Linked DNA regions of Homo sapiens: region 2 is linked to region 1. Evidence: chromatin contacts called from ENCODE POLR2A ChIA-PET data. All regions are on one chromosome and are shown on one strand. The core of a region is the stretch at or near the end of the contact, and the rest is flanking DNA. Distances in the headings are between cores, read along the strand shown.

The links. ChIA-PET counts read pairs that join two places held with the same protein, here RNA polymerase II (POLR2A).
Region 2: POLR2A ChIA-PET joins it to region 1 with 10 read pairs in activated B cell. The contact joins the enhancer-like site here to the promoter of SARS1 in region 1. POLR2A ChIA-PET finds 5 or more read pairs at or near these places in 2 of 52 experiments (HepG2 and activated B cell).

The regions. Positions count from the first base shown.
Region 1 is chr1:109,212,416-109,219,091 of GRCh38, reverse strand. It overlaps SARS1 (seryl-tRNA synthetase 1), which reads right to left and starts at 5,174. Exons shown (of 11, transcript NM_006513.4): 1 at 4,964-5,174. The coding sequence starts at 5,099. RefSeq lists an enhancer at 4,751-5,110 and a silencer at 5,161-5,380.
Region 2 is chr1:116,552,615-116,558,865 of GRCh38, reverse strand. All of the region lies in intron 1 of CD58 (CD58 molecule), which reads left to right. LOC105378925 (a long non-coding RNA gene) reads right to left here. Exons shown (of 3, transcript XR_947739.2): 3 at 1-6,251. Among named protein-coding and RNA genes, the nearest start is that of MIR548AC, 4.4 kb to the left of the region's middle. RefSeq lists enhancers at 239-288, 1,965-2,259, 2,033-2,282. Within about 2 kb of position 2,130, at least 19 of the 41 ENCODE cell types and tissues checked have a DNase peak (open chromatin) inside an H3K27ac peak, as active enhancers do.

The sequences.
Region 1 (6,676 bases), core at 3,925-6,424:
GGTTTCACCGTGTTAGCCAGGATGGTCTCGATCTCCTGACCTCATGATCCGCCCGCCTCGGCCTCCCAAAGTGCTGGGATTACAGGTGTGAGCCACCACGCCCGGCCTAAATGTCTTATATTTTGATCTAAGTGTTACATTGGTGTATATATTTAGAAAACTCATCAACCTGTACACTAAGATTTGTGTACTTTACTGTATCTATGTCAATAAAAATAAGTTTTTGAAGGGTATATACAGGAATAGTATAAATGCTGTAAGAGATTTGTAAGATAATATAAGGAGAGCACTCAATAAATGAGGTGGCACTACAACAGTAGTTGAGTGCCAAAGAGGGCCGTTGGAAGTGGGAGTGGCACACCCTGATAAGGAGCATTCCAGGAAGAGGCAACAGTCACAGAAGTGTGAAAGAGTCTAGGAGTAGCAATAAGCTAGAGCAAAGAGCGGGAGGCCCTATGTGGGAAGTGGTAGACAGCGAGGCCAGGAAGGCATGGGGGACTTTGTAAATTGTGTTCAGGAATTTGGATTTTTATGCTTTAAGGCTGTACTGTCCAATATAGTAGCTTTTAATACCATGTGACTATGAGCATTTGAAATTTGAAATGAGCACCTGAACAGAGTGGTGCTTTAAGTGTAAAACATACTTTGGAGTTTGAGGACTTGTACCAAAAAAAAAAAAAAAAAAGTAAAATATCTCAGTAGTTTCAGTAATTTTTTTTTTTTTTCAGATGAAGTCTCACCTTGTCCCCCAGGCTGGAGTGCAATGGCACGATCTCAGCTCACTGCAACCTCCGCTTCCCGGGTTCAAGCAATTCTCCTGCCTCGGCCTCCCAAGTAGCTGGGATTACAGGCGCCCGCCACCACGCCTGGCTAATTTTTTTTTTTTTTTTTTTTTTTTGGAGACAGAGTCTCTCTGTGTCACCCAGGCTGGAGTGCAGTGGCATGATCTCAGCTCACTGCAAGCTCTGCCTCCCGGGTTCACGCCATTCTCCTGCCTCAGCCACCCGAGTAGCTGGGACTACAGGCGCCCCCCACCATGCCCGGCTAATTATTTTTGTATTTTTAGTAGAGATGGGGTTTCACCGTGTTAGCCAGGATGGTCTCGATCTCCTGACCTTGTGATCTGCCTGCCTCGGCCTCCCAAAGTGCTGGGATTACAGGAGTGAGTCACCGCACCGGGCTAGTTTCAGTAATTTAAAAATACTGATTATGTGTTGAAAATATAATTTCGGGGCTGGGCGTGGTGGTTCACACCTGTAATCCCAGCAGTGTGGGAGGTCGAAGTGGGAGGATCACTTGAGTCCAGGAATTCGAGACCAGCCTGGGCAACAAAGTGAGACTCTGTCTCTACAAAAAATTAAAAATTAGCTGGGCATGGTGGTGCACACCTGTGGTCCCAGCTACTTAGAAGGTTGAGGTGGGAGGACCAGTTGAGCCCAGGAGGTCCAGGCTGCAGTGAGCTGTGATCATGCCACTGCATTCCAGCCTAGGCAACAGAACAAGACGCTGTCTAAAAATAATAATAATAATTATATATATATTTATATATATATAACTTTTGGGTATACAAGACTAGGTTAAATAAAATGTATTACTAAAATTAATTTCATCTGTTTCTCTTTATATTTTTTATATTGGATACAAACAAATTAACAATTACAGACTATCGCCAACTTATAATGCTTAAACTTTATGATCAATAGTAATAAATTACATGAGATATTCACACTTTATTATAAAATAGGGTTTGTGTAAGATGATTTTTCCCAACTGTAGGTTAACATCAGTGTTCTGAGCACATTTAAGGTAGGCTTGGCTAAGCTATGATATTCAGTAGGGTATGTGTATTTCATGCATTTTTTACTTACAATATTTTCAACTTATGGTGGATTTATTGGGACATAAACCCATCCTAAGTCAAGGAGCATCTGTATACATGAAGCTAACATTCTATTCCTATCAGACAGTGCTGCTCTAAAGTATGTCACTGCAAAACTTAAGCCTTCAAGTAAAATGATCAGATTTGCATTCTAGAAAGATTATATGCCCTGGTGAGACTGGGTTAAGATTGAAAGCAGATAGAAAGCTATTCCAGTTGCTGGGGCAAACAATGATAAGGACCTGTTTTAAAACATGTGCAGTAAAGGTTATGAGGAAATAACAGCTTTAGCCTGGGCATGGTGACTCATGCCTGTAATCCCAACACTTTGGGAGGCCGAGGTGGGAGGATCGCTTGAGGCCAGGAGTTTGAGGCCAGCCTAGGCAACATGACGAAACTCCATCTCTACAAAAAATACACACATTAGCCAGGCATGGTGGCATTGCGCCTGTAGTCTCAGCTAGTCAGAAGTCTAAGGCAGGAGGATCATCTGAGCCTGGGGAGATTGAGGCTGCAGTGAGCTGTGATCATGCCTGGGTGACACAGTGAGACCTTGTCTCAAATTAAAAAAAAAGGAAACAACAACTTCAATTTTCAATGTACAGTAAAAAGAAAAAAAAAACCACTCAGGATAGCACTTTTTGAGGGAGGATAAAATTCTTGGGGTTTGCAGCAGATTTCCAGTTACATGGAAATCTATTTGCTTTGGGAGTGGGGCCAAGACAAATATGCCCAAGTGTAGGATCATTACGCTACTCTGAATTAAAAAGAAGAAATCACATTCAAATCCCTGGAGTTAGAAGAGTTGTGAGTTCCAATGTGGTATTATCACTCCAAGTTATACTGGACTCCTGAGTTCTCCAAAGGAACCCTAGTGGTACCTTGTAAGTCTACAGGAAGACAAATTGGTATAGTTGTAGTGGAGGGCTTGGTGAAGCTTGCTATGTGTCCTCAATTAGGGAGCATGATCTGAGTTCTTAATGTGGCTCTGGTTATAAGCCCTTGCTCAAGGCAATGAGAGAAGAACTCCATCCTCTGATCTGAAGTTCAAGATGTCAAAGAACCTTGATATAAATCTGCCAGTGTCTACCTTGGGCAGTTGGGAACTTGGGAAAAAACATAAATTCCATTTGGATGCAAAGAGAATATTGGAAAGGGTTGTCAAATAGAAAAGAATCAAATTAATAGATGCATTGGAAATAAACTATTGGCCAGGCATGGTGGCTCACACCTGTAATCCCAGCACTTTGGGAGGCTGAGGCAGGCGGATCACTTGAGGTCAGGAGTTAGAGACCAGCCTGGCCAACATGGTGAAACTCCCATCTCAACTAAAAAAAAAAATTAGCTGGGTGTGGTGGTGCACACCTGTAGTCCCAGCTACTTGGAGGCTGAGGCATGATAATCTCTTGAAACCGGGAGATGGAGGTTGCAGTGAGCCGAGATGGTGCCACTGCACTCCAATCTGGGTGATAATGAGAGACTCCGTCTCAAAAACAAAACAAAACAAAACAAAGAAAAGAAATGACTTCACATTTAGGATTAAGTTTTTTAAAACAATAACATAAACTACATAAACTGCTTTTCATAAAGAATATAAAGTGCCCTGAAGACAGAAAATATTCACGCCTCTAACAAACCTTTATCAAGGCCTTACCAAGGACCAGGTACAGTGCTAGGTACTGGGATTTTATGTATAAATGTGTATATGTATATCCACATATATACTGTATGAATAAAATTGAATCCTTGTCCCTGAAGAACTCACCACCTATCTACTTTTCAGATAAGGGACAAATCCCTCAGATGTGGACATTATACCCAAAAGACTAGCTAACACATTCAAAGTCATTTAGCACTGGCTAAGGGCTGGACTGACACAAAAATCTGATACTCCTGACTTCAGATTCAGTAGAACAGTGCTCAGGCTAGTTTTATCCTAAACAAAAAATGTGGCAAAATTAAATTCCATTGCAACTCGAAACTTCAGGTCAAGTGTGGAATCTCACAATCAAACAAACTACTACAATAGAGGGCCTAAGACATAGAATCAGCACAAAACTCAAGTTAAACAAATATTCTTTTGACATCCAAGATCCTTATAAACAGGAGAAAATCAATTTTCCTAATAGAAATCCATCACACTCTTGGATAGTGGCTGCCTTTGCAGTGTACTGTCATCGACCTAGCTCCCAGATGGTTGCAGACCTATTGCATCAGACAAATCAAATCACAAGTACTTGACAGCATCCGCCCAACCAGCGACCACTCCAGTTAATACAGGCAGAGATTTATGGGCAGATGGTTCTATGGTTTTATTCGGCTTCATGATAGATGCCCGATATGACTCCAAGATCCGGCAGTTCCAGGTTCTAGCCCAACTCTGCCAATGTCTTTAAAGGAAAACGTCCACAAATCACAATTAAACAGCTTCAGTCATTACAATCTTTTGCTCGCCTCCTCACTCCCCTCGCGTTTGATCTACCACGGAAAAGACTTTTCTAATTCTTAAAGGTATGCCCATAGGTCGGGGGATGGCCTTCCGAAAAGCTTCAGGGTCATTTATTTTGGCCAAGAGCGGCCTCCAACGCCCCGAAATGCTTCCGATACCGAAGGAATGAATCTACTGTGTTGCAGAAGTGACGCAGTCTCAGGAGAAGCCTTTGATCCTATCAAAACAAAGGAAAACCACTCTGGCCTTGCTGAAGATGAGAAAAAGACTGGGGGGGACCAAAGATTCGTGTTAGGAAAGCCGCGTAGACCCCACAACCTCCCGCCCCGGCATGTTCTGGCAACCCCTGGGGCAGGAAGGCTTGACAGCTCCCGATGCGCGTGCGTACGCACACTGGCAGCGAACGGCACTGAGCACGCGTGGAAGGGACCTCGCTCCGCCCGGGTGGAGGAGAAAGTGGGATGACCCCGGCGACCAGGCTGTGTTTTCGGGGATGGGGAGAACCTCGGAGCCACCGCACCCTGGGAGGGGGTCTGACGAAGGGTGGAAGCTGTGGCCTCAGGAGCGGTGGCTGGATTTGAGAGAGAAAATTGGGTTTAGCATCAAGGAGGTAACCCGCCCGTCCCGGTACTTACATCGTCGCCACTCGCTGTCTGCCTTCACCAGCTGGTCCACTAGTCCCGGGTCCTTGAAGCGCTTCTCCTGCGTCTCTCGGATGAGGGCTGGGTCCCCTCCTTTATCCACCCGAAACAAATCCAGATCCAGCACCATCTTCTTTCCTCCCGGGCCAACGCTCAGGGAAGCAAGGATCGCGCCGCAGCACTCAGCCTGTGACCGCCGCACTGCGCCGGCGCGCTGACCCGCCCTTCCTGCGCAGGCGCAGCTGGAGCCCGCAGGCGACCCTCCCCGCGACCGGAAGCGGCTGGTTGGAGGCGGGGCCGCGGAGGGAGGGGAGGGGAGAGTGGGTGGGCGTGGGACTATACCTCTGGTTCCTGCTCCCCAGCTCTGCTACAGTCTGCAGGAACTGTGATCGCCACATAAAAGTGTGAATGCCTCAGTTTCCTACTCCTGTCTCAGGCTAGGCAGAGGCCTGTCCCCTCATCCCTAGCTTAGAGGCCGGGGCCTTCACCAGGTGCCCGTTTTCCTCTCACTAGGTTGGGTTCTTCCACTGGGCTCTTTCCCTGAACCTCGGCCGTCTTCTCCATCTTGATACAAGAGGATGGCATATTTAGTCCCAGGGCTACCTCAGCTTAAGATTCCTGCTCTCGTGCCTTAGAAATGGTATACCTTTATTAATCTGATTATTGGATAAACCAAATTGTCACTTTACCAACTCTTAAGAGCACAGCTTTGGGAAAGTGCGGTTGTCTTTTAGAGAGAGACGAGAGAAAACTTTTCCAAAGGGACATTAAGCAGATTTGAACGCCGTATAAGGTGTTGAGGTCATGTCTTGGGTCAATTTGAAAGCGTCTTGAAGAACGGTTTGTATCATACTTTGATTTTATAATGTTCAGACCTTTAAATGAAATATTCTAGTTGCCGAGTGAAGCCAAAGTTATCAAAGAATCTCCCTGATAACAAGAGATTATTTGAAGGATTTGGGAACAGGTGATCTCCTCCCCCACCCCCACCCCCAATCCTTCCACTCTGCAGAAACTTTAAAGCCTCACTTCCAATGCCTTCTCGAAGCTAGATGTGCTAAGACCTTCTTGATCTTATACCGCCGTCATGGACTCCTGAGATGAGGGTGTGACATAGCTAACTATCATATTATTTATTTATAATATGAAATATATTTGGGCTTTGTCCCTGGTTCCTGACACAGCCCCTAAAACCCTTGAATTTCCTGGGTTATACGTAATGGGTCTCTTTGATAACACCTGAGTTTATAATAAGGAGGTGATTTAGGATGGGGGCCCTAGATAACCTTAGGATGGGGCCAGTCACCAGAGAGACCAAGTGATTGGAGGATTGGAACTTTCATCCCCACCCTTCAACCTCCAGGAAAGGGGGAGGGGAGGAGCTGGACATCAAACTCTATAAACGCTCGAACAACAAGAGTTGATGAGCTTCAGGGTTGTTGAACATGTGGAGATGCCAGGAGGGTGTCTTGCCCAGAAAGGTTATGGAAGCTCTGCACCCCTGACACCTTGCCCTATCCATCTCTTCATCTGGCTGTTCATTTGTACCCTTTGTACTATCCTTTATAATAAACTGGTAAATGTTTCCTTGAGGTCTGTGAGCCTTCTCAGCAAATTAATCAGACCAAAGGAGGGGGTAGTGGGAGCCCCAGTTTATAGCTGCTAAGAAGTATAGGTGAAATCTACTACTTGCAATTGGCATCTGAA
Region 2 (6,251 bases), core at 881-3,380, 7.3 Mb before region 1:
GAGTTGAGGATTAAATGAGTTAATACACAAACAGCTCTTGGAACAAGTGCTTGTCACATAGTAAGCCTGCAGTGAATCTTCGTGCTGCTGCTACTGTTAAATATTATTACTGAGGCTGAGCTGGCCTAGGGCTCCTTGGATTGGACTTGCTAAGAGCTAGGCAAGAGTCACAACTGTATGAAACTTGATTGAGTTAAAACAAACAGTGCTACTCCTCTTTATTATCTCCATGCCTGGTAAGCACATTTTCTACCCCCAAAATTGGGACTGACTAATATGAGAATATTTATGGCCTTAATAGGACAGGTTATTTGATACAATTACTAGCCTAGACATTTTAGGAGATTGGCCGCTCCTCAATACTATAAATGCATATATGGGTGTGTAGATAGAGATGTTGCTTCCCAGATTGCCACACATCCTGATACTGCAAGTAGGCATCAACTGAAAATGTGCCGTGATGTGAAGACCAAACGCAGAGAAGTGAGAGGGACAAGGCTGTGCTCAGTGACCCATATCCAGATGAGAAATCCATCTGCTCACTTGGGAGCAAAAATGCCCCAAGACCCTGCTATCTCTGGGCTTGCACGAGGCTTTAAATGAATCACCATTATGATGTCTTATATTCAGAGGGAAATACCAATATTCATATATTCAGGTACTGAAACTTTTAAGGGAATTTTTCTTTTTTCTTTCTTTTTTTTTTTTTTTTGGTCAAATGAACTTTTACTTTACCTGCTAAAATCTGCAGGCAGTGTGAGCCTTAAAATATTTTAGAGAGAGAGAGAGAAGTATCTTAAAATTACATTGTTTATTTCTAAGAACAAACTCAAGAAAACCCTTTCCTTCAAATCCCGGAAGAGTGATTAGCTTGTCTCTAAGGTATGGCATTGGCTGGGCATGGTGGCTCATGCTTGTAATCTCAGCACTTCAGAAGGCCCAGGGAGGAGGATCACTTGAGCCCACGAGTTTGAGATCAGCCTGAGCAACATAGTGAGACCTTGTTTCTACAAAAAATATAAAAATTAGCTGGGCGTGGTGGCATGCAACTGTAGTTCTAGCTACTTGGGAGGCTGAGGCAGAAGGATCACTTGAGCCCAGGAGGTTGAAGCTACAGTGAGCCACGATTGCACCACTGCACACCAACCTGGGTGACAGAATGAGACCCTGTCTCCAAAAAGAAAAAGGAAGGAAGGAAGGAAGGGGAGGGAAGGAGGGAGAGAGAGAGGGAAAGAAAGAGAAAAATAAAAAGAAAGAAAAGAAAGAAATGACATCAGTGAACCTCCTCAAACCATAGCGAGGCTGTTAAGTTTGATTGGGGCTGACATCCATGAGTGGGTACAAGTTTATCTGGTGTGGTGCCCTGCATCCTATAACACTTAGTTGGTAAAATCTACTTAAACTTGAGAGGGAACATCTCAAAAGGGACAGCTGTGGAGTTGGGAAGGTGGAGCCCGCAGGTCCTCCCATCTTGCTTTGGTGATGAGGCAGAAAGTGGGGCTGAAAAACTGAGTCTGTTTTGGTTGTATATGAGGGCTCCTGAGCCATTTTATTTTTAAGCTCCAGTTAAACTTCTTTCTCCATCTCTCCTTACGAAGTCCTCCTTCTTCAGCCAGGTTCCACAGCAATTTGGGATTTCACAAAGCCCAGGGTTTGGGGTGACTGTCAAATTTTGCTATTCTGTCAGGAAGCCTTATCTTTTGAACTACATTTAAGTTGTATTTTAATCATTTTAGTTAATTCATTCAACAGATATTTATTGAAAGTCCATATGCCAGACATATGGGGATACAGCCAAAAACAGGAACACCTTTGTCCTTGTCCTGATAGGGCTAGCCTGGCTGGGGTTACCCCTAAGCTCAGATTTGAATTAGTTGCCAACTTTCAAGAACAGGAATTTTCACACAAAATGTGAATATCTGGCTTTTTTTGAAAAATTGGGAACCTGGCAATGGTGGGCCTCTGTTTCCACATGGCAGGAGCTGAGGCACAGCTCCTGTTTCCACATGGCAGGCCCCTCCCTGTAGGCTCACTGGTGCGCAAGTCCTCACCAGTCCCTTCTGACTCACACTTGGCCCGCTGGTATCTCCTCTGTGGGTGGAATTGCTGGTCTTCGTCTAATGCGTCATTTGCCACAGTTCTGTTTCTTTGTGACTCCTTTGTTTGCTCGTTTTCTTTTTATTGTTTCTGGTCTGGCTTTTTCTTCCTTGACTGGAGTCTTGCTCTCTGAGGCCCTCTTCAGCTCTAGCATTCGATGATTTGGAAACCACAGAGCTTAGTGCCTCACCTGTAGGTTTGGAGGTGTGCTTAACTCAGTTTGACTTTCTCATTTGCAACATCTGCTGTTCCAATGCTGTCTATAGATTGTATCCTGAGAAACCCTGCATCATGTCACTATCTTTAAGAGCCTTATGCCATGTAGCAAGCTAAATAAGAAACAATGGTTAAGAGCACTGATTCTGCAGTCAGATTGTCCAGGTTCAAATCTGGCTTCATTACTTAACATTGTTGTGCCTCAGTTTCCTCACCTGCAAAATAATAAGGTTAGAAATAAAACCTTCTTAATATGTTTTTAGGATTCTGATTTTTTTTTTTTTTTTTTTTTTTTTTCTGAGATGGAGTCTTGCTCTGTCACCCAGGCTGGAGTGCAGTGGCACAGTCTTGGCCACTGCAACCTCCACCTCCCGGGTTCAAGCGATTCTCCTGCCTCAGCCTCCCATGTAACTGGGATTACAGGCGAGTGCCACCACGCCCAGCTAATTTTGTATTTTTAGTAGAGACGGGGTTTCACCATGTTGGCCAGGCTGGTCTGGAACTCCTGACCTCAAGTGATCCACCTGCCTTGGCCTCCCAAAGTGCTGGGATTACAGGCATGAGCCACTGCTCCCAGTGGTGAGTACCTATTTATAGAGCCCTTGCAACAGTGCCTGGCACAGAGCCAGGGCCATACAAGTGTTAGATTAAGTAAAAAAAAAAAGTACCAGTCAATCTGAATCTCAGGCCCTGAGTAATAATTTGCAGAGGAATTTGTGCTGGGGGTTGAGAGTTCCTTTTCATTAACCCATAGTTAACGGTGACCAGATTTTCTAAATAAGAAATCAGGATACTTCATCTATAAAACTTGGGTTCCAGTTACAACTTCAGGCCATACAAAAAGAACTATTAAAATTGAGGTGTTGATGTTTTGTAGAAACACTGCAACAGAATATTTGAGATCAGACCTGTTTTTAGATATGTGATCACTCTATACATGTAGTGCTGATTAGGTATTAGGTACCCTCATATCTTTATTTAAAAAAAATTCAAAATTCTTCAAAACAAAAAAACCTTCAAAAATTATCTGGCTAGCATAGAAAATCTTTTTAGGCGATCACTGATAAAATTTTTTCCCTCCCTCCATCTCTCTTTGCTTTTAAACAGCAAAAACTCACCCCATGCCCAGTTCTCACCCAGTTAATTCAGACAGTGTGAATACCTTGATGTTGACCTAACTCATTAAAAGAAAAAGAGAGAAAACCTTTGAAAGCCTATTCCATGTCAACCAGTGTAAAAAGACTCTCAATTTTATTCAAACCTGAAAACAATCTTTTATGGTGGGCATTATGATTTCTACTTCACAGCTGAGGAGATCTAGTGTGGGGAGGCCTTTGGGAGTTCACCCTGGGCCTTGCTGGCTTCAAAATCTGGGCACTCTCTGTTCTGCACTCTGGCATGGTTATTAGCGTCCCTACAGTCCCTTTTCTGACCACTCAGTGGTATCAGCAAAGCAACAAACTCACTGTTGACACCATTCCTTTGCTCCTATTTGTGTATTCATTCATTCATTCATTCATTCGTTCATCCATGGTTTGTGACCTTTGAGAAAAAACTCACTCCCCTTTCTTCTATTGTTCTTTTGTTCATTAGAAATTATCTTAGCAACTTACTTTAGTGTTGGCCTTGGAAGTGCAACAGAAAAGACTTTACTGTAGGAAGGAAATAATAGATATACCCATGCACACAAAGTAGAGGTAGATATTAGTTTTAGAGACAGTTCTTAACAACTCCTCCTCTTGGTTGAATAATTCTATTTAAAAAAAATTTACATAGTTTTAATATTATAATAGTAATAGGATATTTGTCTTCAAAAGTAACATATTTTTCAATGTGACCTGTATTAAGTAATAAGTAATAAATTGAAATCTCACCATCACCACAATCTCTAAAGTAACCGTGGTTACTTTAAAAACAACCACTGTTAATCATTTAGGGTGTCTCTTTCCAGTCTAAAAAAAGAGCAAGTGAGAATGCATGTACACATGTATTCATGTCTTTTTATAGTTAAAATATATATATATTTTTTGGTAGAGACAGGGTCTCACTACATTGCCCAGGCTGGTATCAAACTCCTGGGCTCAAGTGATCCTTCCACTTTGGCCTACCAAAGTGCTAGAATTGTAGGCATGAGCCACCACATCTGGCCTCTTTATTGTTTTTAAAAAGAGGAATATTCTGCATATATATTTCTATAACTTTTTATTTTTAATATTAAGAAATTTTCCAAATTCCCAATAATAAAAGGAGAATATCCTGTTTCCTTTTTTAAAATAACCACATAGTAAGCCATGGCATAATACTAAATTGTTTAACTATTAGACTAGATTATTATTTACTAGTATAGATAACTTTAAAATGAATATCATTATGCATATCTCTTTATGTAGGTTATACTATTGTTTTATTTGTTAACATCCTGAATAAATATCACCCAGATCCCAGTATTCAGTGAAACTACAGGTTCTTTTAGAGCATAAGCAAAAATAAATTGTATGCATGTGTTTTTGTATGTGTGTTTAATTCTGCTTACATTTGAATTTTCTTCCATCTTTTTCCTACTATCTGAGTAATATCACTAGTGCCTTTTATTCAGTCAAGTCTCCACATGTTGACTCTTGTCTTGGAGTTATGATGCCATCCCCCTCCTGGCCTTTCTTCTACTTCCCAGGTCTCTCTCAGTCTCCTTAGCCAGTGTTTTCCCCTCTAGCCAAGCTTTAAAGCACAGGTCCAAGCTGCCTTTTCCCACTTCATACGCTCTCCCAAGGTGATGGTCCTAATGGCCTCCATTGGAGCCACTAGAAATGTGATGACTCCCAAATCTGTATCCTTTCCTGTGAGTCCCAGACCTGTGTACTTAGCAGCTACTGGGCATCTTTGCTTGGATGTCTCACAGACCCCTCACACTGAACAGTGTCAAACTGAAAGCATGATGTTCCAGGCCAGTCTTAGTCTTCCTGCTGTGTTTCCTTTCTTAGGGAAAGACACCACAACCCACCTAGGAGGAAGTAAGAGCTGTGATTCATCCTGGCCCTCCTGGCACCTCCTCTCCTCCTCCTTTACCCCATATGCTGTCAATCATCTAGTTCTCCCAGTTTTACCTCCCTAATGTCTCTTGAACCACTTTGCCTAGCACAATGCTGCCTCTTGACCAGTCTGAAATTGCTGTCTGATGGATCTCTTGCTATCTAGTCTTACCCCTCCCATCAGTCTTCCACACCATAGCCAGAAAAGATAAACACTTTCATTATGTAAAAATATAGAAACTTTGTATGGAAGATATTCATTTAGTAAATTCAATAGGCAAAGGCTGTATTTGAAAAAAAACTATAATACAGATAAAAATATATAACATATAAGGAGCCTTTAAACTTTGAGAAGAAAAAAACAAACAATCTAATACAAAAAAAGAGGATGTGAAAAGACATTTCTCAGAAAAAGAAATCCAAATCAACAAGCAGAAGAGATGCTTAAATTTTTAAAGGTTGGGAAAATGCAAATTCAAGTATCAATGAAATGTCACTATTTGCCCAAAAATTAAACATAAAAAAAAAATTACCTAATGCTGTCAGGAGTCCAAGGAAAGGGCAACTCAGGCATTACTGATGGAGATGTAAATTGCCAAAGTCTTTTTTGTAAACAATGCAGCAACTTCTATTAAAATAAAAAAAATCTATTTACCTTTTGATGTAGCAACTCCCAGCTCCACTCTACTCCCACATAAATATGAAACCATAAATACATCAGGACATATGTACAGGATAGTTATTGCGGTGTAACTGCAATAGACAAAGCTAGCCACAAAAGGAGTGTTCATCAGTGGTGGATGGCAGATTAATTATGGTTCCCTCATGCTCTGGAATATTATGTAGTTATTAAAAAGAATAAAGTATAGCTATACCAGTTGATTTCAAGGAGATTTTATGACATATTAATGG